Regions from separate parts of the Homo sapiens genome. Here region 1 is linked to region 2. Evidence: read pairs that join two places in POLR2A ChIA-PET (ENCODE). Cell type or tissue: GM12878. All regions are shown on one strand. Links, peaks and the distances in the headings refer to the core of each region. The heading gives the core; the rest is flanking DNA. Region 1 overlaps MAP4 (microtubule associated protein 4). Region 2 overlaps MAP4 (microtubule associated protein 4).

Region 1 (6,745 bases), core at 2,730-5,229, 70 kb after region 2:
TAAAATGAGGGGTCTGTTAGGGAAGCCTCAGCATTCTGACTCTGTACTGTCACACATACTTTAGTGTCTTTGCAGTACTGTTGATGGATATAATGGACCCTTGTCCTAAAAGGGATTCAGGGAATAGGTTATTTACTTTCCTTAGGCAGTGCCCCAGATTTTGAAATTTAGCTTTTCTTTTTCTCTTATCTGTTAGTGATTGCAATTACGATTTATATGTTGTTTCTTGTGAGTAGTAGTGGTTGTTTTGTTTTGTTTTTGTCTGTCTTTACCAGAGTGCAGCAGTTCTCCAGTCCAGGGACTTAGGCTTTCTCACTTTTGTTGTTGTTGTTGTTATTATTACTACACATCAGATTCCCTATAGGGAGTAGGAAAACCTACTTCATATATATATATGTACAGTTTCTTGGTTGTTTTTTTGTTTGTTTGTTTGGAGATGGAGTTTCGCTCTTGTTGCCCAGGCTGGAGTGCAATGGCATGATCTCCACTCACTGCAACCTCTGCCTCCCGGGTTCAAGCGATTCTCCTGCCTCAGCCTCCCGAGTAGCTGGGATTACAGGCATGTGCCACCACGCCCGGCTAATTTTGTATTTTTAGTAGACACGGGGTTTCTCCATGTTGTTCAGGCTGGTCTCGAACTCCCAACCTCAGGTGATCCTCCCGCCTCGGCCTCCCAAAGAGCTGGGATTACAGGCGTGAGCCACCGCGCCCGGCCTTCTTGGTTGTTTTTTTAAAGCTAGCATCAGTAGATACATTATGTATTTGTGTGTTTTAACTACTTTGTCAAATGCTTTTTATATATATTCCCTCAATCCTCACGGCTATGTGTTTTGTTGTACTCAGACCCCTGGGTGACCACCAAACTTATCTGTATGCCTGAGCACCTGGCTGACATGATGTCTTGGGTACTCGCCCCTTCTATGGGCTTGAACTTCTTGTTCTGACCGCCCCCCCACCCCAGATTGCTTCTTTCAACTCTCTGTCTCCTGAGCCTTGTAACTATGAAGCCAGTGCTTGGCCCAGTTGCTAGATGTTGACCTCATAATTATATTTTTTCAGTTTGACCACATTTCTGATCTACACAGTATGAACTGTAGTCTGGAATATGCACTTCTTTGTGCCTGACTAGCTTCATTCTTCTGGTTTCTGCTCTTGGTCTTTTGGCTGGTTCACATTTTGCAGTCTGCTGTTTATGGATAGAATTACTGAGGCAGAATATGTGATATCTGAAGGTAGCAGAGACCTGTAATTTTAGTTATTGCCTTAGCTGTTGGGTAGGGATGAACTAGTGAAGTGGGTCTGGGTAGGCTGGCCAGAACTAAAAATAATTTGGCTATAAGGAACAAGTTTCTATGCTTGTTCTTTGCCTTGGTATTTTCCACTTCTTCAGAATATAAGGGCCAACTACCACTTTCTTCAGACATGCTGCAACGTCCGCCATGCCCAGTCATGCCTCTGCCAATAGGCAGCACTCCCGCATGAGACAGAAAGGTTACTGAAGATACTGCCTAGTGGAGTCCCAGGTTGAAGTCATACTTTGAGCTGGACATAGCAGTGGGCCTGTGATTACTTGAATGGCTGTTTCAACTTCAGAAGTGAAAGTGGTAAAACTGAATCCAAGAGCACCTTAAAGATTCCCCTCCTTTTATAGAGGAAGAAACTGAAGCTAAGAGCAGTTAAATGAGTTTCTAAGACTCTTAACTATTAAGTGACACAGATTTTAAAATCTGGCCTTCTGACTCAAAGTCAAATTAATTTTTTCCCCACCATGTCAGTAAATTAAGGGTGTATATGTGTGTGTCGTTTGTGGGGGGTGACTAGTTTACACAGAATGGGGTTGTTGAGGCTTACCTGATTTCTAAGGTATTTTCCAGAGTTTTCCTCTGGTATATTCAGACTGTATTACAACAATATCTTCCTCACCCCCTTTTTTTTTTTTTTGGACAGGGTTTCCTCTCACCCAGGCTGGAGTGCAGTGATGTGATCACGGCCCACTGCAGCCTTGACTTACTGGGCTCAGGCAATTCTCCCACCTCAGCCTTCTGAGTAGCTGGGACCACAATTGTGATCACCATGCCCACCTAAATTTTTGTACTCTTTGTAGAGACAGGGTTTTGCCATGTTGCCCAGGCTGGTCTCAAACTCCTGGGCTCAAGCAATCTGCCCACCTCAGCCTCCCAAAGTGCTGGGATTACAGGTGTGAGCCATGGCACCCAGCCATCTCCAGACTTTCATAATTTTCCTCACATATTGTACATACTTAATTATATTATTCAATTATATGTATAAAAAAAGAAAGCAAGAATTCAACTATGTTGTATTACCAAGGCCTTTCTGTACCCAATCTCGCCTCATATTTTTTCTTTTTTTTTTATTTTTTGAGACGGAGTCTTGCCCTGTCGCCCAGGCTGGAGTGCAGTGGCGTGATCTCAGCTCACTGCAAGCTCCGCCTCGTGGGTTCACGCCATTCTCCTGCCTCAGCCTCCTGAGTAGCTGGGACTACAGGCACCCACCACCATGCCCAGCTAATTTTTTGTATTTTTTAGTAGAGACAGGGTTTCACCATGTTAGCCAGGATGGTCTCGATCTCCTGACCTCGTGATCCACCTGCCTTGGGCTCCCAAAGTGCTGGGATTACAGGCGTGAGCCACCACACCCGGCCAATCATATTTTTTCTTGTTACTAATTAGAATCATGATTCTCCTGGCATTCTTCATTTTGTTATACCTCACTTCCTTTTCCTTAGCAAGATCTTTGCCATAGAGTATGGAAACCAGGTTCCTTGCCAGTTAATCTGTATTGTGCTTTGTCATGTATTGTTACTAAACAGCTCAAGATCAAGGGGAAGAAATGTATATGAGGCTCAGTTCATGTTCAGTTTTTTTTTTTCAGCATTGCAACATTGCCACTCATCATCATGAGTGTAGCCCTGTGTCAGGTACTGAAGGTAATGGAAAAGGTATATAAGGTTGATCCCTGTACTCTTGTTGGGAACTTGAGTGGTATGAATAGAGAAGGTGAGTTCTTGGGGACAGAGGCTACAGTTTAGCAAGCTTTCCTATGCGGACCTTGGTAATTTCTTTACATTTTATAGACCAAAGAACAATCTTAACTTGCCCTTTTTTCTAAAGGCATTGTTTAAAAACTGTCATCAAATCATTGCAGTTTATGGCAAATGGCCTTTTTTTAAAAAAAAAAAAAAAGCAATCTAAATCTTTTCTTCATCTTGGAAAAAGACTTCTCTTGGATTTCTGATAGAATATTTCCAGTATGCTATGTTATTGCAAGACAGTAACTTACAGCTAGACAAGAAAAATCAGCTTTGTTCAAAGTAAGAGTATAGCCTGTCCTTATAGTGTAATTTTTTTCTCACAGTTTTGTTTTATGGTTCCTTCAGTTTGAATATACAATATTTGAGCTCAAAGCCCAGGGCAGCAAAGGACCATGCTGAGTTAAATGGGGGCAGTAAGCTCTGGTGAGTGGGGAAAACTCCAAGCTACAATTGTTAGAGTCCCTAAGTCTGGAGGTCAGAGAAAGATGCACTGCCCCCAGTGTGTTCACATGACACCTAACAGATTATTAGGCTGGAAAGAGCAGGGCTTGGTAGTGGAGGGAGCAACCCAGCTCATCCAAGGAACCAAGTGGGGGCAGGGACAGGCGTAAATGCATAAGGGGTATGTTGTCACACAAATGTCTTATAATTAGAATATCTATCCCCAAAGCCCTGATCACTGAAGTCTTTAAATGAACCCTTTATTAAACTCTTCCATTATGCAGAGCTACAGATGGAGCTCTTACGGGTTTTGGGGACCCCACTCAAGTCAGTTTTCAAGTTAGTTTGATAAGTTGCTATGACAGCAAACCCACTCTTCCTCTGAGAATGAATGCCTGCAATCTTAATACTACGTTAAGGTGTGGTTTTTTTTTTTTTTTTTTAGTCCAATTTTGAACAATTTCCTGGATTCATTGTTCTTCAGGGTTATAGCTGGGGATTGGCAAATGAGTCTCGGTTATTTTTAAAACAGTTTTCTGAGTGGTTGAATGTGGAAGGGTGGGCATGGTATCAGATAAATGAGTGTGTGGGTATGCACGTATCTATATCAGTGAAAGCCAAAATAATTACTATCCTTAGTGCTTGGATTGGCACCATACTGTGTTTTAAATTGCAGATCTAAACAGAGTGCTAGTTCACGGGAAATTACATTCTCAGATTAAAGTAGCATTTTGTTGTGCAGAAAGCAGCAGGTTCCTTCCTTTCTTTCGCTTTCATTCATTCTTCCTTTCTTTCTTTCTTTCACATTTGTAAGTGCATTTAATACTCAACTGCTTGAGGAGAGAGGGGCATTGAGGGAGAGATGAATTTTGTCATGAATACTGGGGAATTGGTGTGATGTCACTGCAAGCTCTGTGTGATCGTAGGTGGTATTAGAGCTCCAGGAGCGAAAGCAGGGAGAGCAGTGGAGGAGAGACGATGTCGCTCTCAGACAAGCAGACAGCCTCTCTCACTGCCGCGTACGGTCAGCTCAGTAAGGGCAAGCCTGCAGAGTGCCGAATGGACTCCCCAAAAGAAATCAGTCAAGCCGGATTCGAATGGCAGAGGACAGAGGGCAAACTGAATGAAATTGGGCTGAATGTCAGCATGGACGGGCAACCAAAAGATGGGCTTGTGAAGAATGCCAGCTTCCTGGAGCAGAACAAGCTCTGCTTTTTTGAGGGGAAGCTAGACAAAGAGCTGAGCATTGAAATGCAGGACAAGGACTGTCAAGAAGCCTCAGGTCACCTTGAGAGCAGGTATGTGATTTCAGAGACCTGCCATCCCTTGGAGGGGAACTCGGTACACCAGAAGACCTCCGAGTTCCATCTGGGACTCATAGAGGGGCCAGACAAAAACAAAACCATTCCAGTTCAGGGGAAGGTGGCAGGGAAGAATGGACTAGAGACCAAGAGCCAGTCAGATCTGGATTTCCCTGGGGCTGCTGACATCCCTACCAGATATGTTAAGGAGCAGGAAACCAGTGTTTGGAACCCCAGCTTTCATCCAGTGGCTCAAGGCTCTCTGGGCTCAAGGGAAGCAACTCCGGGAGAGATGGAGAATAGCATCACCCCTGGCTGCCCAGTGATTGGGGTGGTAAATGATAACTCTGAGCAGCTGAAGTGTGAGTCCCCACTCCTGGTGTCTCTAGCCCACCCAGCCCCCATTATTGAGCATTCACCCACCACCATTCCGCCAATCACTATGGTGTTCACCCAGGAACATTTGAATGCAAGCTGTCACATCAGAGACCATGATAAGGAGTTGGAGAAATTGAGTTCTACCGAGGAGGCTGTGCTCAACCAAGCCCCCCAGCAGAAAAAGGCAGTGCGCAGGGCCCTGTCTGAATGTTCTCACCTCTCAGTTCCCCCAGCTGTCAACCTTGCAGATAAGTACCCTGAACTCCCTGCCCGAGAAGAGCCTTCTTCTGGCCTGCTGCCTCCCCCTAGTAGCCCAATGCCTAGTCCTACACCTGGGAAACTGGGAGCTCCTGCTATGAAGCGCTCCATGACTGTGGGTGAGGAACAGACAGCTAGCTACAAATTGAGCCCTGGGAAACTGCCCATCTTGTCTACTAAAGAGATACCTCCTTTCATCTGTGAGGAACCAGTGGCCAAGAAGAGAGAAGAATTGGCTCACTTCAGCAACAGCAGCAGCAACTCTGGGAAGAAGGAACTCGGCACTGCTGGATTATATCTCCATAGTAAGCTGGAGCAGATTCCTGAAGGAAGCAGCAAGGAAAAAGGGCAGGAAGATTTTAGTGAAACTAGAATTGATTCATGCTCGCAGGTTTGCCAGCGAGGAGAGAAACAGCCAGGACAGACGGCTCTGGCAGGGAAGAAAGAAATTGAGGTCACTGCAACCCAGAGCACTCCATCGTTCCTGTTTGAAAAGCCCCCACGTGATGGTATGTTTCTAAATTTTGCCTCCATTGGGAACAAGCAGACAGCAAGGAAGGAACCAAAGTGACAGATTACCGGCAGAGCACTAAGCAGCTTTTTACAGCTGGGTTCTGTGACTGCCTGGGGAAAGCTTAATTCCCTTGTGTTGGAAGCTTGCTGGGAGTGAGGCAAGGAAGAGAACAAAGTGAATCTTGCAGGGTCAAGCTGAATGTCTTGCTAGCATGACAGATAATGTGAATTGAGTGTGCAAGTTTGGGGTGGAATGGGGTCAGAGAATGGTGGGTATAAAAACTAGACCCCCTTTCTTGACCTCATGTCACCCTGTCCAACCCATCCCCCATCCACCCAGCCCTCAGCTCCCTGTTGGTTTGAACCAGATGATTCCTGAGCTCTAAATCCTTCAATCCCAACTGATTGATTTCCTTGCTTGAAAATCTGTCACTTTATATAGATTCACAATGGGTTTATCAGCACTAACCTCCTCTCATTAAGTTGCACAATCTGGGTGGAAGCTCTGTTTTCTGTTTTTGCTTTGGAGAACGTTTTACTTTTGTTCAAACTGAAAAAGAGCCCTTTAAAGCTAGCTATTTAATATTCTTTCTGTGTTCTTCATGTTTGACCCAATCTTGCTTCTAGTTTTCTCTTTTTGTATGTGTTTTGAGAGGATTTGTGGGGAGAAAAAGAAGAAAGAGAAAGCAGGGAGAGAAGGAGAGACTTGCAACCTAATAAACAGCTAAATTTTGCGGTCTTTGTGACAGCCTTTTGTGTCTTTCTTCCTGGCCCTTTCTTTTCTTCCCCATCTCCCATCCCC
Region 2 (6,745 bases), core at 1,984-4,483:
ATCCCAACACTTTGGGAGTCCCAGGAGGGCAGATCATGAGGTCAGGAGATCGAGACCATCCTGGCTAACATGGTGAAACCCCGTCTCTACTAAAAAATACAAAAAATTAGCCGGGCATGGTGGCAGGCGCCTGTAGTCCCAGCTACTCAGGAGGCTGAGGCAGGAGAATGGCATGAACCTAGGAGGCAGAGCTTACATAAGCCAAGATTGCGCCACTGCACTTCAGCCTGGGCAACAGAGCAAGACTCTGTCTCAAAAAAAAAAAAAAAAAAAAAAAAAAAAAAAAAAAAAGGTAGTGTGGGCCTGTAGTCCCAGCTACTCAGGAAACTGAGGCAGGAGGATCCTTTGAGCTGAGGAGTTCAAGGCTGCAGTGAGCTATGGTAAAGTACACCGCTGCATTCACCCTGGGAGACAGAGAGAAATCCTGTCTCTCCCTCTCTTTTTTTTAAGTTGGGACCATTATCTTATATTCAAAAATTAACTTAAAATGGATCAAAGACCTAAACAAAGCACCAAGGCTATACATTTCTTAGAAGAAAACATAGAGGGAAATCTTCATGACATTGGATTTGGCAGTGTTTTCTTGGATATACACCAAAAACACAGACGACAAAAGAAAAAACAGATAAATTAGGCTATATGAAAATTGAAAATTTTTGTCTATCTCTGTAGAGTGAAAAGGCAACCCATGGAGGCAAAATATTTGCAAATCTTATATCTTCTCAGGAGTTAATATCCAGAATATGTAAATAACTTCTAGAGCTCAACAAAAAAAAATTAAAAATATGGGCAAAGGACTTGAAGAAACATTTCTTCATAAAAGATACAAAAATTGCCAAGAAATACATGAAAAGATGCTCAGCATCATTAATCATTAGAGAAATGCAAATCAAAACCACAATGAAATATCACTTCATACTCATTAGGATGGCTAGTATGAAAACAAGAACAGAAATTAACAAGTGTTTACGAGGATGTGGAAAAATTAGAACCCTTGTGTACTGCTGATAGGAATGTAAAATGAAAGTGCTATGGAAAATAGTATGGTGGCTCCTCAAAAAATTAAAAACAGAATTATTGTAAGATCCAGCAACCCAACTTCTGGATATATGCCCAAAGGAATTGGAATCAGGGACTTGAACAGATATTTGTACACTCATGTTTGTAGCAGCATTATTCACAGTGGCCAAAAGATGGAAGCAACCCAGATGTCCCATCAACACATGGAATGAATAAACAAAAATGTGGTACATTCATATAATGGAACGTTATTTAGCCTTAAAAAGGAAGGAAATTCTGATATGGTACAACATGAATAAACCTTGAAGACACTATGCTAAGTGAAAAAAGCCAGTCACAAAAATACAAATTTATATGCGGTACCTAAAGTAGTCAAATTTACAGAAACAAATATAAATATACTCCATTTATATAAATTACCTTAAGTAGTCAAATTTACAGAAACAAAGTAGAATGGTGGTTCCCAGGGGCTGGGAGAGGCGGGGAATGGATGTGTTTGGTGTTGCTTAATGGGTACAAAGTTTCTGATTTGCAAGATGAAAAAGTTCTGGAGATGGATGGTGGTGATGATTGCACAACAGTGTGAATGTACTTAATACCACTGAACTGTACACTTAAAAATCGTTAAAATCGTAGAAATAAACAAATGCAGCTCATATTTAAAGGGAAAAAAATTTCAAATTAACCATCATATCACAGATCTCTTCAGAATTAAAGGGATGCTTTATATGTTAGGTATTTTGTACGTTTGTTCTGGTTTGTCCAGTTGCAGAGAGAAATACACAAATATGTCAACATTGCTTAAATGCTAAGCAGTTATGGGGAACATTTTGTAAGAACAGATACAATATTGGTTAAATTCCATGAGGGGGTTGAGTGAGAACTAAGGAAATTTGAAATTCGAGCTTGAAATCTCCATTTGGATGTAGAATTGATATCTCAAATTTGAAATGTTCTAAACTGAATTCATGATTGCCCCACCCCAAAATCAAAACAGAGAAGAAAAAGAAGAAAAAAACCACCTGCCTCCCCATCTCCTTAAATGGAAATTCTGTCCTGGTTGTTAAGGCTAAACATTTGGTTTCCCTATCCTCTTCTGCTCCTCTCACACCCCACACCCAGTTTGTCAGAAAAAGATATTTGGAACCTGACCACATCTCACCACCTCCACTGCTCTCTCCCTGATTGGACCACCATCATTAACCTTGGCTACTGTAATAACTTCCCAAATTAGTCTCTCTGCTTCCATTTGCTTGCTCCCTGCAGCATATTCTTAAAAACATCTACAGTGGTCCTGTACATTGATCATGCTGTTCTTTTGCACAGAACCCTCCAGTGGTTGCCCATCTCAAAGTAAAAGCCAAAGTCCTTATGAAATACCACAAGGCCCTATGATGTCGTTGTCATCTTTCTGACCAGATCTTTTCTTAGTTACCCCTTTACTTACTTTGCTTCATGGTGTTCTTGCTACTGTTCCTTGAACAAGCCAGGTGGGCATCTGCCTTGAGCTCTGAGCACTAGCAGTTTTCTCTGCCTGGAATGTTCTTCCCTTTGATATATTCATGATTGACTCTTCACTTTCTCAATGAGTACTTCTCGACTATCTTTTTAAAAATTGCACCCCTTCTATTTTTTCGTCCCACTGTTCTACTTGAATTTTCTTCGTGGCTTTTGTCATGTCACTTTCTAATAATTTGTATAGTTTACTTATCTCATCTGCCTTTCCCCACCAGAAGAAGATATTATAGAAACAAATTTTATGAGAGGGACAGGGCTTTTGTTTTGGTCACTGCTGTGGCCCAGCACCTAGAACACTGTCTGGTGGATAGTAGATCCTCTGTAGCTATTGAATGAATAATCTTTAATATCTATTTGTTTCTGGCCTCACATGGGAAAAGAAACTTAAAAACAAGACCAGATACAATCGTAATAATTCTTGCCAGGTTATTGGTACGCATCTTTCTGGAAATATGTTATCTGTCATGAATTTGTTTAAATTTTGAGGAAGCTGTGGATAGAGCACCTACTAGCTTTGATTTCTTAGGCAAGTTGTTTGCCCTCTTTGAGGCTAAGATTCCTGCTGTGTAAAAGGAGAGCTCTATAAAAATAGTTGTTTGCCTGAAGTGACAGAAATTATTTTCAGTGCTTTGAAACCTCGTTGAAGGGGTTAATATTTAAATGTAAGATGATATTAGAATGATGATTAATGTCCACATAGAAAGTTCTTACAGTTCAACCCATTATATACTTTTGTTAAATCATTCTGTTTGACCATCAGCCCCTTTTCCTACTTAATTGGTTGTGTAACAGTATTTTAATCGGATGTAACTGGAGCATATTGGTCCATTGTGAAGCAGAAATGCTCTGTTTCTAGAGGACAAAACTGGAGGTGAAACTTCAAAAGTGAGCTCCAGGCAGACTGAAAGAAGAGTTTTTTTGTTTTGTTTCTTGTGAAAAAATTAACTTAGGACTCTCACTGCAAAAAACTGGCAAGCCTGGCCCTCCAGTGGGTTTTCAGCAATTTAAAATGAAATGAGAAGATGCAAAACTATGTCAACTGTAAACTTAAGTATTAACATTAGACTCCTTAGAGGTCTTCATTGAAGGATTTTGCTTTCTATTTAACAAATTAATATTTCTGGTCTTCAGTTTTTCTGTGTAAAACGAACAGGCATTCTGCTGTTTCTGCTGCTGCTGTTAGTGCTGAGCAACAGAGATACAGTATGTTCTGCGGTAGGTGATAGCTTTTTAGACATTTAGAGATTAACATTTGCCTTCTGATTTATTTTCTTTGGGTTAAACATCTTTCATTTTTTCTTCCACTCTTTCCTATTATGTAGATTTATGCTGTTTTTAATGGCCAATATTTGGATCAGAGTCTATTCAGGAGACAGAAGCTACACCATAAATTGAACAGAGAATTTACTATAGGGGTAAAGAGAACTCTAAAGAATACAGGAATGACAGATATAGGGAATAGTCACTACCCTTAGGGCTGGGGCAGAGTACACAAAGAAATAACAAATTTGGAAAAGTATGCGCCCCTCCCCCACCCTGCCCCCAAAGCTGATTGCATATCTTGGAGGAAGTCTCCATTTGGTAGTAAAGATGTTTGCTGAGTTGCTGCAGGTCAGGGTGATGTGGGGCAAACAAGCCCCCAGACTGGGGCTTAACCCAGGAGGGTTCTTGGCTTTGCCAGGAAAGAATTTAAGGGTGAGCCAGTAGTGAGAGAAAGAAACTTTTATTGAACCAGTGCTGCTTCTTGCTGAGCAGGGCTAACCCATAGGCAGTGTGCCCAGAATCGGTGTCTGTGAGCTGCTAGCTAGCTGTTTATATCTGTTATTAATTACATGCTAATTAAGAGGCAGGTTATTTAGAACTTTCTGGAAAAGGGGCTGGAAGTTTCTGGGAATCAGATAAGGTAACTTCTAGGCTGTTGCCATGGCATTTGTAAACTGCCATGGCACTGGTAGGAGTGTCTTTATGCTAATAAACCCTGAGGGCAACTCGAGGTTACTTTTGTCAGCATCTGCTGGTTTCAGCCAGATCTTGTTCCAATCAGCAGGGTGCGACAGGAAATTAAGTCCTGCTGGTCTTCTACCTCAAAGGTAGTTAAGCAGGAAGCTGTACTTGGGGGTGCTGCGGCATCACCAGCAAGCCTGTTTGAGGCACTGGTGGAACTTGCCTGGGAAGATGTCCATGAGAATGCCCACTAAAGCTTGTTGGGATGAGCACCATGGGGTGTTCTGCACACCAGCAGAGCACCATGGAAGTAAGAAGATGCAAAAGCACACTAGAACCAGGAAGAGAAACCCTTTCCTTCCATGCCCTCTACTAAGCTTAGTGTCATCATGCCCGCTCTCTAGGAAGAAATGTTTACATTATTACAGGCAGGGCAATGAAAGGTAGATTTGGAATTGAGAGGCAATATATTGATTACTTGCATAGCCTATTATTTTGGCTACTTAGCTTCCATATGCACTTTACACACATTTGAGCTCCCATATAACAATGAAACTCTTATGTTTCTACCTAACAAGATACAGCTATGTCAGAGGGTGAAACTCTCACCCTTGTTCTAAAATGAGGAATGAGGACATGCTCAGCCCCATAGTCATTGTATCCATTGCTGGCTATATTTTTGTTTGTTTGTTTGTTTTAATAGAATCAGGGTTTTGCTGTGTTGCCCAGGCTAGTCTCAAACTCCTGAGCTCAAGCAATCCTCCGGCCTCAGCCTCCCAATGTCCTGGGATTATAGGTGTGAGCCACTGTGCTTGGCCTGCTGGCTGTTTATCAGTCCTCAAATAGAAGTTCCAGCTTCAGAGGGCCAAGGTCATGTGATGGGAGCCAGGGGCTTGGAGTTCTGAGGGAAGAGGAGTGAAGTATTGGGGGATGTGGCAGTATCACTGACAGTGAGGTTTTTTGGAGGCTTTTTTGGTCTGATTTGTGAGATTGATATTGTCCTTAATGATAAGGAAACAAAGAAAATGGCAGAAGTGAAAACTGAAAATGGCGAAGTAGAAAAACACCATCTCCTCTATGATGGAGAATCTGTTTCAGGAAAGGTGAAAGAGTCTAGAAAGAGCTAGAGCACCACAACATTAGAATTGAATTTGTACGTCAAATTGAACTTTTCTATGATAAGAGTAATATTCAAGAGTTTGTAAACCTAGTGAAAGAACTAGCCTTACCTGGAGAGCTGACTCAGAAGTTGTCATTTGGAATTTATACATGTTGAAAAGTCATGAGAATCTTACATTGGTGCTAATGTCCTCTTGATGTATTGAAGTGTTAGTAGTAAGAAGACTGACAGACTTGGTAAAAAGAATGTGATCTTACTGTTCACCAACTTGCCAGCTATCCTGATGGAAGTGGGCATTGAAGATTGTCTACATATAGAATTTGAATATAATGAAGTATCATTTAAAGGATGTGACTGTTACAAAAATTTACCTCTTATAAGTAAGAATAAAAACACAACATATGGGGTTACAACTGATCAATAAGACTGTTGTTAGCAGGATATGACCTAACTCCAACAATGAAAGTTATGAACAAAAAAGTTTCAGTAAGGTACTTTTTGAATTTAGCGCCTGTTGATGAGGAAGACAGAGGGTACTTTAGGCAGCAGATCATTTAATGGAGAAAAGCTCCTGAAAAACTGAGGAAACAGAATAAACTTTTACCAGTGATTTGAACCTCCAGAATCACAAGCATCTGCTGAATAGCCTGAAATATACTGAATAAGATGAAAAAAGAAAAACAAAACTATAATCATTAAGTTAAACAGGTTAAAGATGGCTGCAGCATGTGGAGGGGCAAAATGGGCATAACTCTGCCCGGGCATGGTGGCTCACACCTGTAATCCCAGCACTTTGGGAGGCGAGGCAGGCGGATCACTTGAGATCCCAAGTTCAAGACCAGCCCGGCCAACATGATGAAACCCTGTCTCTACTAAAAATACAAAAAGTTAGCTGGGCATGGTGGTGAGTGCCTGTAATCCCAGTTACTTGGGAGGCTGAGGCAGGAGAATTGCTTGAACCCAGGAGGCAGAGGTTTCATTGAACCAAGATTGCACCACTGCACTCCAGCCTGGGCAACAGAACAAGACTTCATCTCAAAAAAAAATAAAAATGGCCAAAACTCCATTTATATTCATCTTCCTTTATCTTACAGCGCTACATTTATTTCATGATATAGCAAAATGTTCTTCATGTATATACAT

What was found. Peaks named below come from ENCODE experiments on the same cell type or tissue, not always from the same donor. Only the 100,000 strongest peaks of a DNase experiment are listed, where the experiment ranks them.
Region 1: POLR2A ChIA-PET joins it to region 2 with 11 read pairs; 3 of 35 experiments call an interaction of 5 or more read pairs at or near these places.

Annotation. Positions count from the first base shown.
Region 1 is chr3:47,890,218-47,896,962 of GRCh38, reverse strand. The region is part of intron 10 of MAP4 (microtubule associated protein 4); the gene reads left to right. Among named protein-coding and RNA genes, the nearest start is that of MIR1226, 44 kb to the right of the region's middle. In GM12878, for the core only: no CTCF peak of the experiment used is centred there; no DNase peak of the experiment used is centred there.
Region 2 is chr3:47,959,775-47,966,519 of GRCh38, reverse strand. All of the region lies in intron 3 of MAP4 (microtubule associated protein 4), which reads left to right. It also overlaps the pseudogene VPS26BP1. Among named protein-coding and RNA genes, the nearest start is that of MAP4, 53 kb to the left of the region's middle. RefSeq lists a silencer at 4,466-4,575. In GM12878, for the core only: no CTCF peak of the experiment used is centred there; no DNase peak of the experiment used is centred there; H3K27ac peaks cover 151 bases.